Linked DNA regions of Homo sapiens: region 1 is linked to region 2. A link is an interaction called in ENCODE POLR2A ChIA-PET data of the cell type or tissue named here. Cell type or tissue: GM12878. All regions are shown on one strand. Each heading gives the region's core, and the rest is flanking DNA. Links, peaks and the distances in the headings are about the cores only.

What was found. Peaks named below come from ENCODE experiments on the same cell type or tissue, not always from the same donor. Only the 100,000 strongest peaks of a DNase experiment are listed, where the experiment ranks them.
Region 1: POLR2A ChIA-PET joins it to region 2 with 5 read pairs; 8 of 35 experiments call an interaction of 5 or more read pairs at or near these places.

Annotation. Positions count from the first base shown.
Region 1 is chr10:5,901,158-5,906,538 of GRCh38, forward strand. FBH1 (F-box DNA helicase 1) reads left to right here. Exons shown (of 21, transcript NM_178150.3): 2 at 1,863-2,018; 3 at 4,880-5,381. Among named protein-coding and RNA genes, the nearest start is that of FBH1, 14 kb to the left of the region's middle. In GM12878, for the core only: no CTCF peak of the experiment used is centred there; a DNase peak (open chromatin) is centred at 3,244; H3K4me3 peaks cover 417 bases; H3K27ac peaks cover 2,523 bases.
Region 2 is chr10:6,070,012-6,075,392 of GRCh38, forward strand. It overlaps the pseudogene RPL32P23. Among named protein-coding and RNA genes, the nearest start is that of IL2RA, 10 kb to the left of the region's middle. RefSeq lists an enhancer at 2,382-2,431. In GM12878, for the core only: no CTCF peak of the experiment used is centred there; a DNase peak (open chromatin) is centred at 2,738; H3K4me3 peaks cover 1,149 bases; H3K27ac peaks cover 1,556 bases.

The sequences.
Region 1 (5,381 bases), core at 219-5,218, 170 kb before region 2:
TTTAGTGGTGGAGTATTCTTTATTTTCTTTTTGAGATGGAGTTTCACTCTTGTTGCCCAGGCTGGAGTGCAATGGTGCGACCTCGGCTCACTGCAACCTCTGCCTCCCACGTTCAAGCGATACTCCTGCCTCAGCCTCCGGGGCATATGCCACCATGCCCAGCTAATTTTTTCTATTTTTAATAGAGACGGGGTTTCACTATGTTGGCCAGGCTGGTCTTGAACTCCTGACCTCAGGTGATCCACCCGCCTCGGCCTCCCAAAGTGCTGGGATTACAGGTGTGAGACACTGCGCCCGACCTACTGGAGTGTTTTTTAGGATCTGTGAAAATATGATACTGGTAGAACCTGATTTTATTCTCTTTTGACCATCTCCTATAAAGGCTAACTTTAATTCTTTTTTTTCTTTTTCTTTTTTTTTTTTTTTTGAGATGGAGTTGTACTCTCGTCCAGGCTGGAGTGCAATGGCACAATCTTGGGTCACTACAACCTCCGCCTCCCGGGTTCAAGTGATTCTTGGGCCTCAGCCTCCTGAGTAGCTGGGGTTACAGGTGCCCACCACCACACCTGGCTGATTTTTATATTTTTAGTAGAGATGGGGTTTCACCATGTTGCCAGGCTGGTCTTGAGCTCTAGACCTCAAGTGATCCACCCATCTTGGCCTCTCAAAGTGCTGGGATTACAGGCGTGAGCCACTGCACCTGACCTAATTCTTATTTTTTAAGAAGTGTATCTTTACATTTTAGTGTTTCATGCCATAAGGAGGTAGCTAGATCTTACATGCAGTAACAGATGCAGAAGCATGGAGAGTCTTGGTTACACATGGATAAGAATTACCTGAAAGAAGATGAGTAATACAAAACCAAGTATTTCAGTACCGTTGAAACAAAATTCTAGGCGCAATTGTTGCTGTAGTGTTTTGCTAAGGGAAGATATGAAGTTTTCTCCTCTAAAGGTCCTGAAAAGGAATTGGCTTCTCTTCCATTTGGGGGCTGGGGGAGTCGCTCCTGTCCTTTCAAGTCAGTTCTCAATACCAAGGGGCTCGGGGGGCTGAGACATGTGTGCCCTTTGGTCCTTCTTTCAAGGAAACTGCAGCCTGTTTTATTATCATGATGTTTTGCTTCTAGTTATGTGCTTTTCATGTTATGTGCTTTTTACTACAATTAAAAAAAATTTAACCATTTAACAAAAAAGAAAGTTATAAAAGTTTTTTGTTATTTAAAAAAATATATAGCCGATTCTTAAATACTTTTGATTATAATAGAAATATAAATGGCCTGGAGAAAGTTAAGGAACAGATGCCAAACCTCAGTATATCCACTAGTGACAACTTCTTTTTTTGCTGTGTCGCCCAGATTGGAGTGCAGTGGTGCGATCTCAGCTCACTGCAACCTCCACCTCTTGGGTTCAAGCGATTGTCTTGCCTCGGTCTCCTAAGTAGCTGGGATTGCAGGTCTGCACCACCACGCCCAGCTAATTTTTGTATTTTTAGTAGACTTACTAAAAATGTCTTGCCCCCTCCTCCACCTCCCAAAGTTCTGGGATTACAGACGTGAGCCAGCGCGCCCAGCCACAACGTTTTCTTAAATGAGCATTTCATGACCAAGTCTTCTAGAAAGTATAAGTAGAAAAAAAAACTTAAGATCTTAAAATGTCACTTAGGATTCTTCAATTCTAAGGAAGAAAAATGCGAAGAAATTGAAAGGACAAAGTTGGGGGGCAAGGGGAGGGGGGAACGGTTGGCTGGGGTGTTGACAAAATCGTGTCACTATGCAGAAACTTGAGTATAATGTGCTGGCTAGCTTGTAGAATCGGTGATAACTAATGAATATCCCCTTTCTTCTACCTGCTGGTATGAAACAGTGAGACGGTTTAAGCGGAAGCATCTTACTGCCATTGACTGCCAGCATTTGGCTCGGAGTCACTTGGCTGTGACCCAGCCCTTCGGTCAAAGATGGACAAACAGAGATCCGAACCATGGTCTCTATCCTAAACCGAGAACAAAAAGAGGGAGTAGGGGTATGTCTCCTCTAAAACTCTTGCATTTCAAAACCTGTAGTGTGTGGGTCCTTTGACTATCTCCTAGTTTAAAAGTATTTGTAAATGTTGCTGCTGTGAGTTTGTAGTCTTCATGCAATAGCTTGACACTTTTTTTATTGTGAGTTTTCCATGAAGTTTTTTTTTTTTTTTTGAGACGGAGTTTCAATCTTGTTGCCCTGGCTGGAGTGCAATGGCGCAATCTCGGCTCACTGCAACCTCTGCCTTTTGGGTTCAAGTGATTCTCCTGCCTCCGCCTCCTGAGTAGCTGGGATTGCAGGTGCGTGCCACCACCCCCAGCTAATTTTGTTTTTTAGTAGAGACGGGGTTTCTCCATGTTGGTCAGGCTGGTCTCGAACTCCTGACGTCAGGTGATCCACCCGCCTCGGCCTCCCAAACTGCTGGGATTACAGGTGTGAGCCACCGCGCCCCGCCGAGTTTTCCATGAAAATTCTATCCTATTATCATAGTTTGTAAAAGCTGTGGACAAGTGTGATGGAATGAATCCTATTAGCTTGTGTAATTATAAAGTGATAGAAGACATGAGCCAGTGTCACTCTTATTCCAATCCAGAAACACTGAGATTAGTTGACTCTTCATTCATCTTCTCTGTCCAATCTGTCACTAGGTCCATGTGTCATTGTTTTTCCTCCAAAATATTCCTTCATCCTGAGCTCTTTGTCACCTAGGACCTGGACTACTACAGTAACCTTGCTCCTTGACTTCAGATTTTATCTCTGCTAAATCAACTGGAATGTCCCCACTATGTACCAAATGAATTCCCACTTTAGTTAATAAATCTAGATTGCCTTATTTCCCTTTGATACAACTAATTTCAGAATTCAACTCAAATATTATCTGGTTGTCTTTTTTTTTTTTGAGGCAGGGTCTTGCTCTGTCATCCAGGAGTGCAGTGGCACCATTTCAGCTCACTGCAGCTCTGCCTCCCAGCTCAGCCTCCCAAGTAGCTGGGACTTACAGGCGCGCGCCACCATGCCTAGCTAATTTTTGTATTTTTTTGTAGAGACAGGGTTTTGCTACGTTGCCCAGGCTGGTCTCAAACTCCTGGGCTCAAGAGACCCACCTGCTTCCGCCTCTCAAACTGCCAGGATTACAGGTGCGAGCCACCTCTCCCAGCCTGGTTGTCTTTAACTATTGTATGTTTCCTGCTGTGGGAACTACTATAACCAACTGTATGAGGCAGTTTGAAACTTACTTATATCCTGTCTGATACTGAGTTTGTTCCATATATAGAAGTCTGTTTCTTCTCTATTTTGAGTTTTTTACTGACAAGGACTTGTGAGGTGGCCCTGACCACGTGGTGACATCTCAGTGACTGTGGGTGTGACTGGATTCAACAGTTGGAAGATACCAGGATTTGGCTGGGAGCAGTAGCTCATGCCTTATTTGTAATCCCAGCAGTTTGGGAGGTTGAAGTGGGAGAATTGCTTGAGCCCAGAAGTGCCAGCCCAGCCTGGGCAACATAATGAGACCCCGTCTCTATTTTAAAATAATAATAATATTTTTTAAAAAAGAAAATGCTAGGATTTAACCCTGATCATATGGATTTAACCTGTAGTAATAGTGAAGTCAAAACTCTGGGTTTCTATCAGATTGCCCAAGAAACAGTTAACCGTTATAATTTTTTTTTTAAATTTTACTAATATAGAAAAATATCTGTTTCAGTTTCATAAATTTTGTTAAAGGCTAAACCGAGTTTCAGTCCATTCTCTTCCAAAGTGAATATTTTGGATACAGCCATTTAGAAAGGAACTATGTATTATTGATAAAGTGTTTACTTCTTTGGCATTTAAAAATAATTTTTAGGAGTTTGAAAATGTTCCCTATGTTCCTGAAAAGTCTGTGAGGTTTTTCACTTTACATTTGTCTCAGAATCATTGGTGCTTAGTAAATGTTCACTGAACAAACATGTAGAAGAGATTAGGTACCACTCTAACACTATAAAGAGAATTCTGAGTCCCGACTTTTTATTTTAAAAATAAATTAATGTGTCACCTTCACAGGAAGAAATACAAATAAAAGCTGGGCGCAGGGGCTCACGCCTGTAATGCCAGCACTTTGCGGGAGGCCGAGGTGAGTGGATTACTTGAGGTCAGGAGTTCTAGGCCAGCCTGGCCAACACGGCGAAACCCCATCTCTACTAAAATACAAAAATGAGCTAGGCATGGTGGCATACGCCTGTAGTCCCAGCTACTTGGGAGGCTGAGGCAGGAGAATCACTTGAACCTGGGAGGTGGTGGTTGCAGTGAGCCAAGATCACACCACTGCACTCCAGCCTGGGCGACAGAGTGGGATTCCATCTAAAAAATAAATAAATACATAAATAAAAAAGAAATAAAAATAAAAGTTTTAGCACTGTCAAATGAGAAGAGTGAGATTTTCCGAATCCTGATGACCCCAAGCATGTGAATTTCTGCTTAAGCACATGTAGACTTGCTGTTGTAGAGTTAGTGGGAGCGGGGCACTTTGTGAGTGGCGGTGTGGTTGTGAGCAGTCACCTCCTTTTTGTCTGTCCATTCAGATGTTCCCTGTGCAGCGTGTTTCTCTGTACTTGTTTTTACTGCAGGGAGTATTGCTGGCCATCACATCATGTGAAGACTGGTCTCTGTCTCTTTGCAAATGTGTGTCTGGTAATATGATAGAGCCAAATATAAATATTGTTTGGATTAGTTATTTATATAATCAGTTGGCCCATAAATGTGTTTTTATCTCTTTCCACTATTAACATAGATAATTGAAAATTAGTGTGTCTTATATGGATTAACAGCAGGTCAACAGTCATCGTTCATTTCTTGTCCATCCTGTTTGGGTTCTCTCTACAGGTCAGGGAAGTCAAAGATGCATCCCTGAGTTCTTCCTAGCAGGCAAGCAGCCGTGCACCAATGACATGGCCAAAAGCAATTCTGTTGGCCAGGACAGCTGTCAGGACTCTGAGGGTGACATGATCTTTCCTGCAGAGAGCAGCTGTGCACTGCCTCAGGAAGGCAGTGCAGGGCCGGGCTCACCAGGGTCTGCCCCGCCCTCCAGGAAGCGGTCTTGGTCCTCTGAGGAAGAGAGTAACCAGGCTACCGGGACCAGCCGGTGGGATGGAGTTTCTAAGAAAGCTCCACGGCACCATTTGTCTGTGCCATGCACAAGGCCTAGGGAGGCCAGGCAAGAAGCAGAGGACAGTACGTCTCGGCTCTCTGCGGAGTCTGGTGAAACCGACCAAGATGCTGGGGACGTGGGTCCTGATCCCATTCCTGACTCATACTATGGGCTTCTTGGGACCTTGCCCTGCCAGGAAGCACTGAGCCACATTTGCAGCCTGCCTAGTGAGGTCCT
Region 2 (5,381 bases), core at 72-5,071:
ACTGAGTCTTGCTCTGTCGCCCACTGGAATGCAGTGGTGCAATCTTGGCTCACTGCAACCTCTGCCTCCCAGGTTCATGTGATTCTCCTGCTTCAGCCTCCCAAGTAGCTGAGATTACAGGCACCCACCACCATGCCCGGCTAATTTTTTTTTTCAGTAGAGATGGGGCTTCACCACGTTGGCCAGGCTGATCTCAAACTCCTGACCTCAGGTGATCTGCCCACTTCGCCTCCCAAAGTGCTGGGATCACAGGCGTGAGCCACCGTGCCCAGCCCCAATTTAATCTTCTGGAAGAATACTTTTCCCTTATCTACAACGTAACATTTTAGGAGTGTCCATAATGTCTTTGAAATTAAGCCCACATTTCTTAGCCCGGTATTCAAAATCCTTCATAACCTGCCCTGGCCTATCTCTTCAGTATTAATTCTTCGCTATCCTTCATGCTGTCTTTGCCACAAAAATGTTCCCAAGCAGACCAGAGAACAAAATAAAAATCATCAACTGCTCACTGTTCCTGCAACACCGCCTCCTCTTTTCTTGGTTTCCTCTGTTAAATCCATAAGCCCAAAGCTCACTCACTCCTTAACACCCAGCTCCAGTGCTACCCTGCTGAAGGAAGTCTCACCGCATCCCTCCCTCTGGAAGTGCTCCCCCTCCTCTGGGCTGTTCCCTTATCTGCATCTTAGGAATATTGAAAGGAATCACTAGCACTGACTAGGCCCTTACTACATGGCAAGCACTGTGCTGAGAATGTTGCATGTCTCTGCCGCTGACTTCTCACAGCAATCTGGCGGGGCCGGCATGCCATCACTATTTCCATGTTACAAGTGCAGGCATTGCATCTCATTGTGGTTGTGAAACACCCACACTCACATAATTCGTCAGGAGTGGTGTCATGTCTAGGTCCCAGGTCTGTCTAACCCTTACACATGCCACAAGCCCATCACTCTCAGGGCATTTACCAATTGAAAACTGCCTTGTAGCTCTCTGGAGACACGGCTGATCATTCCAATGAGGCTCTATGCATCTTTAGAGAGAGGATATGCCTCTAGGTCGCCTTCTTATTCCTAGTGCTGAGTTCAGTACTTAGCATGGAATTAATGCTCAGTCGTTAAGCATTGAATGAATGACTGTATGCAGAACCTTTTTAGAGCTCTGGATTTGGGAAACACAGTTAATAAGGCATCAGCCTTCACTGTATTTCATCAGGCTTTTACTTTGTGGAATTGGGTTTGAGAAAAAAAAAATCACTCAGTTGTGGCCCAAGTCTAGAGTCCACAATTATGCAATATGTTATGAAGGGTTTGATGGAAACCTTCAAGTGTCCGTAGGGAGAATGGTCAGTACATTCAACCATGAATTCAAGGACTAGTATGTGATCGGCCTGCTGATGTAAATTCCTCCTCCTCCTCCCTCCTCCTTCCTCTTCCTCCACTTCCTCCTTCTTTCTTTTTTTTGTTTTTTAATTTAAAAACAAATAAAACGTGCACATGAGCAGTCTAATCCTTTTCTTTGCTGCACAGCTTGGCACTGGGATTGGTGACTCCAATGGGCAGCTGGGCCACTGTTTCCAGGATGGCTTTGCAGTTCTTGGGGGCAACATTGAGGGCAGTCTCAGCACACTGAGATGTGTTGCACCTCAGCAGGACCTCCGGCTTCTTGACGGGGTGGACCAGGAGCTTCTGGAAGCCGCTGGGCAGCATGTACTCTGCTGCTCCCATAACCTGTGCCAGGCATCAAAATTAGGCCCTTGATTCTTCTACCAACCCTGTTGTCAAGAGGAGTTGTTGATGCCTCTGCATTTCTGCCAGTTATGCTAATTTTGGGATATTGGCCTGACTGGTACTGGATGAACTTCTTGTCCTCTTTATGAGGATCTTGGTCATCATGAGGGGTCCTAGTGCAGCCACAGTGCTGAGTAGGAGAGGAAGACAAGGGGAGGCTGTGTGAAGGGCTGAGGGGACGTGGGCTCTGTCAACTTCTTCTTTTGGGAGCATCGAGTGCTCTCTGAAATGCACTCGCCTCTCCCTAAGAGCGGAAGTGGGCTGGGTGTGGGGGCTCACACCTGTAATCCCAGCACTTTGGGAAGCTAAGGCAGGAGGATTGCTTGGGACCAGGAATTTGAGACCAGCCTAGGCAACATAGTGAGACCAGATTCTCTAGAAAAAAATTAAAAATTAGCTGGGTGTGTTGGTGCGTGCCAGTAGTCCCGGCTACTCAGCAGGCTGAGGTGGCAGGATCCTTGAGCCTGGAAGGTTGAGGCTGCAGTGAGCTACCGATTGTGCCACTGCACTCCAGCCTAGGCACAGAGCGAGACCGTGTCTCTACAATTAAAACAAACAAAAAAGAGCAGACCAGCTTCTGGGAACTGAAGGGGGTACCTTTGTCTTCTGAGTGCATGAGCAAGAGAGCGTGAGGAAGAAAATACAGTATCTTGTTTATTTTAGTTTCTAAACAACTTCACCCTCATCCATAAAGACCCACAGTTTCCCCCAGAAACTTCTGTCAGAGCTTGAGAAAATAAAAACAAAGACCAAAAACAAAGCAGGGACTTCCTGGGTAATGAAGCCAGAGGATTATTTCATAACAAGCATACTTTTTTCATGTGACATCTGGAGGGTTAAGTTAGAACAGAGAAGCCAGCCACCTGCCAAGAAGGTCTGAAGAACCCAGAAGCGACATTAGCAAGGGGTTCGTTTCACGGAATCCAAAGGTCTGTTTCGTCAATCATGGCCAGATGGGGTATTAACAGTATCTCGAATTGACGAAATTCATTTTTTTTCTGAGAAGTTCGAAACTTTTTGTTTGAGTAACCTCATTCTTCCCCTCCCCAACATGCGATGAAAGATTCTGTTCCTTGTCTGTTAGATGAAGAGACTGAACTCTGTTGAGATTAGGCTAATTTCATCCCTGGTGGGTGTGGGATGAATTTCTAGTTCTCTCACTTGTCTTTTTCTTTCTCTTTCTCTTTCTTTTTAAAAATTTTACTTTAAAACTGACAAATAATAACTGTACATATTCATGCGTACATAGTGATGTTTCGATACATATGACGTGCAGTGATCAGATCAGCATAATTCGCACATCCATCATCTCAAACATCCATCATTTCTTTGTGTTGGGAATATTCAATATCCTCCTTCTAGCTATTTTGGGTTTTGTTTTTGTTTTTGTTTTTGTTTTGAGATGGAGTCTCGTTCTGTCACCCAGGCTGGAGTGCAACAGTGCAATCTCAGCTCACTGCAACTTCTGCCTCCCGGGTTCAAGCAATTCTCCCGTCTCAGCCTCCCAAGTAGCTGGGATTACAGGTGCCCGCCACCACACCCGGCTAATTTTTTGTATTTTTAGTAGACTCAGGGTTTTACCATGTTGGCCAGGCTGGTCTCAAACCCCTGACCTCAGGTGATCTACCCTCGTCGGCCTCCCAAAGTGCTGGGATTACAAGTGTGAGCCACCGCCCCACCTCCTTCTAGCTATTTGAAACTATGTAATACATTATTAACTGTAGTCATCTTATAGTAGTACAGAACACTAGAACTTATTCTTCCTGTCTAGCTGTAATTTTGTATCCTTTAATAAATCTGTCCCTATCACTCCCTTCCCATCTCCCTTCCCACCCTCAAGTATCCTCCTTCTACTTTCTACTTCTGTGAGACTGACACTTTTTAGCTTCCACATGTGACTGAGAACATGCAGTGTTTAACTTTCTGTTCCTGGCTTATTTCATTTTTTATAATTCCTCCAGTTCCATCCATATTGCTGAGAATTACAGGATTTCATTCTTTTTTATGGCTGAACAGTATTCCATTGTGTATATATACCAAATTTTCTTTATCCATTTATCTGTTGTTGGATACCTAATAACTGTCTTTTTCTGAAAAAGCCAGCTCTCTCCTTTATGACCCATATTTCCCCATGTTAGTAACTTATTTGCCTTTTTTTTTTTTTTTTTTTTGAGACAGCAGGATCTTGCTCTGTTGCCCAGGCTGGAGTGCAGTGGCATGATCTCAATGCAGCCTCTAACTCCCGGGCTCAGGTGATCCTCCCAGTCAGCCTCCCGAGTAGCTGGGATTACAGGCTCGTGCCACCTTGCCTGGCTAATTTTTGTATTTTTTGTAGAGACAGGGTTTCATCATGCTGCCCAGGCCACTCTCAAACTCCTGGGATCAAGGGATTGAACCATCTCAGCCTCCCAAAGTGTTGGGATTACAGGCGTGAGCAACTGTGCCTAGCTTGTCTGCCTTTTTAAGACAAATAATGGAATTCTTCATTTTCTGCCGAGCTCATTTTTGGTGCTCTGTTGCCACTACTATTTATTGAGTACCTACTATGTGCCAGGTACATAAGTACTTGTATCATATTGAGAATAAGACAGACCAAATCCATGCTATTATAATGCTGCTCAAGTTCTGAGGAGGTGAACAGACAAGAAGCAAATAATCAGATGAAAATATGGTGTAATGCTCTGGATGGTGAGTCTCACAGAGAAGAACAATGCAGGTAAGTCAATCATGCCAGGGATGGGGTGGAGAGGATGCTCATTCAGGTGACGAAGTTGAGGAAAGCCATTGGATGGAGCCGGGATACAGTGATGGAACAAACCATGTCTCTGTTTGGGGGAAGAGCGTCGCTGAGGAGGAAAGACTCGATGTCCCAGGAACAGCAAGCAGGCTGGCGTGACTGCATGAGCCAGGGGCCCAGGTCAGAGATGCAGGTGGAAAAAGTAGGTAGGGGCTGCGTCAGTGAAGGACTTGTAGGCCAGGTGAGGAGTTTGGGATTGTATTCTGAGTTGATGGGAAACTATGGGAAGGTTGGGAGCAGAGGAGAAGTGATGGGGTCATTGCATTTGTCAGCCGAAGAGGCGGTGGTGAGGTCTGAGGCCATAGCAGTGGAGACGGTAAGCAGTGACCACTTAGGGAATCTACTTTAAAAGTGGAACCCACAGAACTTGATTGATTGGATGCAGCAGGGTTGAGTGGGAGGAAAAGAGAAGAATCAACGTGACTCAGATTTCTGGCTTGCGTACTCAGTGAAAGATGTTGCCAGTTACTAAGATAAGTTACTAAGATAGGGAGCTGGTTAGGATTATGAGGAGCTGAGAGCTCTGCTCCGGCCGTGGCAATCGGCACCTGCATGGAGATGCTGTAGAGGTGCTGGACCAACAGCTCATCTGAGAGGCTGTGCTCCAAAGTGGAGCAGAGGGTATGGGGCAGCAGCGGGAGGCAGTTGTGGGGACTGCAACTGCGAGGTTTCTTTTCAAATAGACTTTGTTTTTAGAGCAGTTTTAGACGCACAGCAAACTCGAGTGGAAGGGAGAGAGAGTTCCCCTGTGCCTCCTGCCCTCACACCCGCACAGCGCCCCAACTATCAACACCCCTACC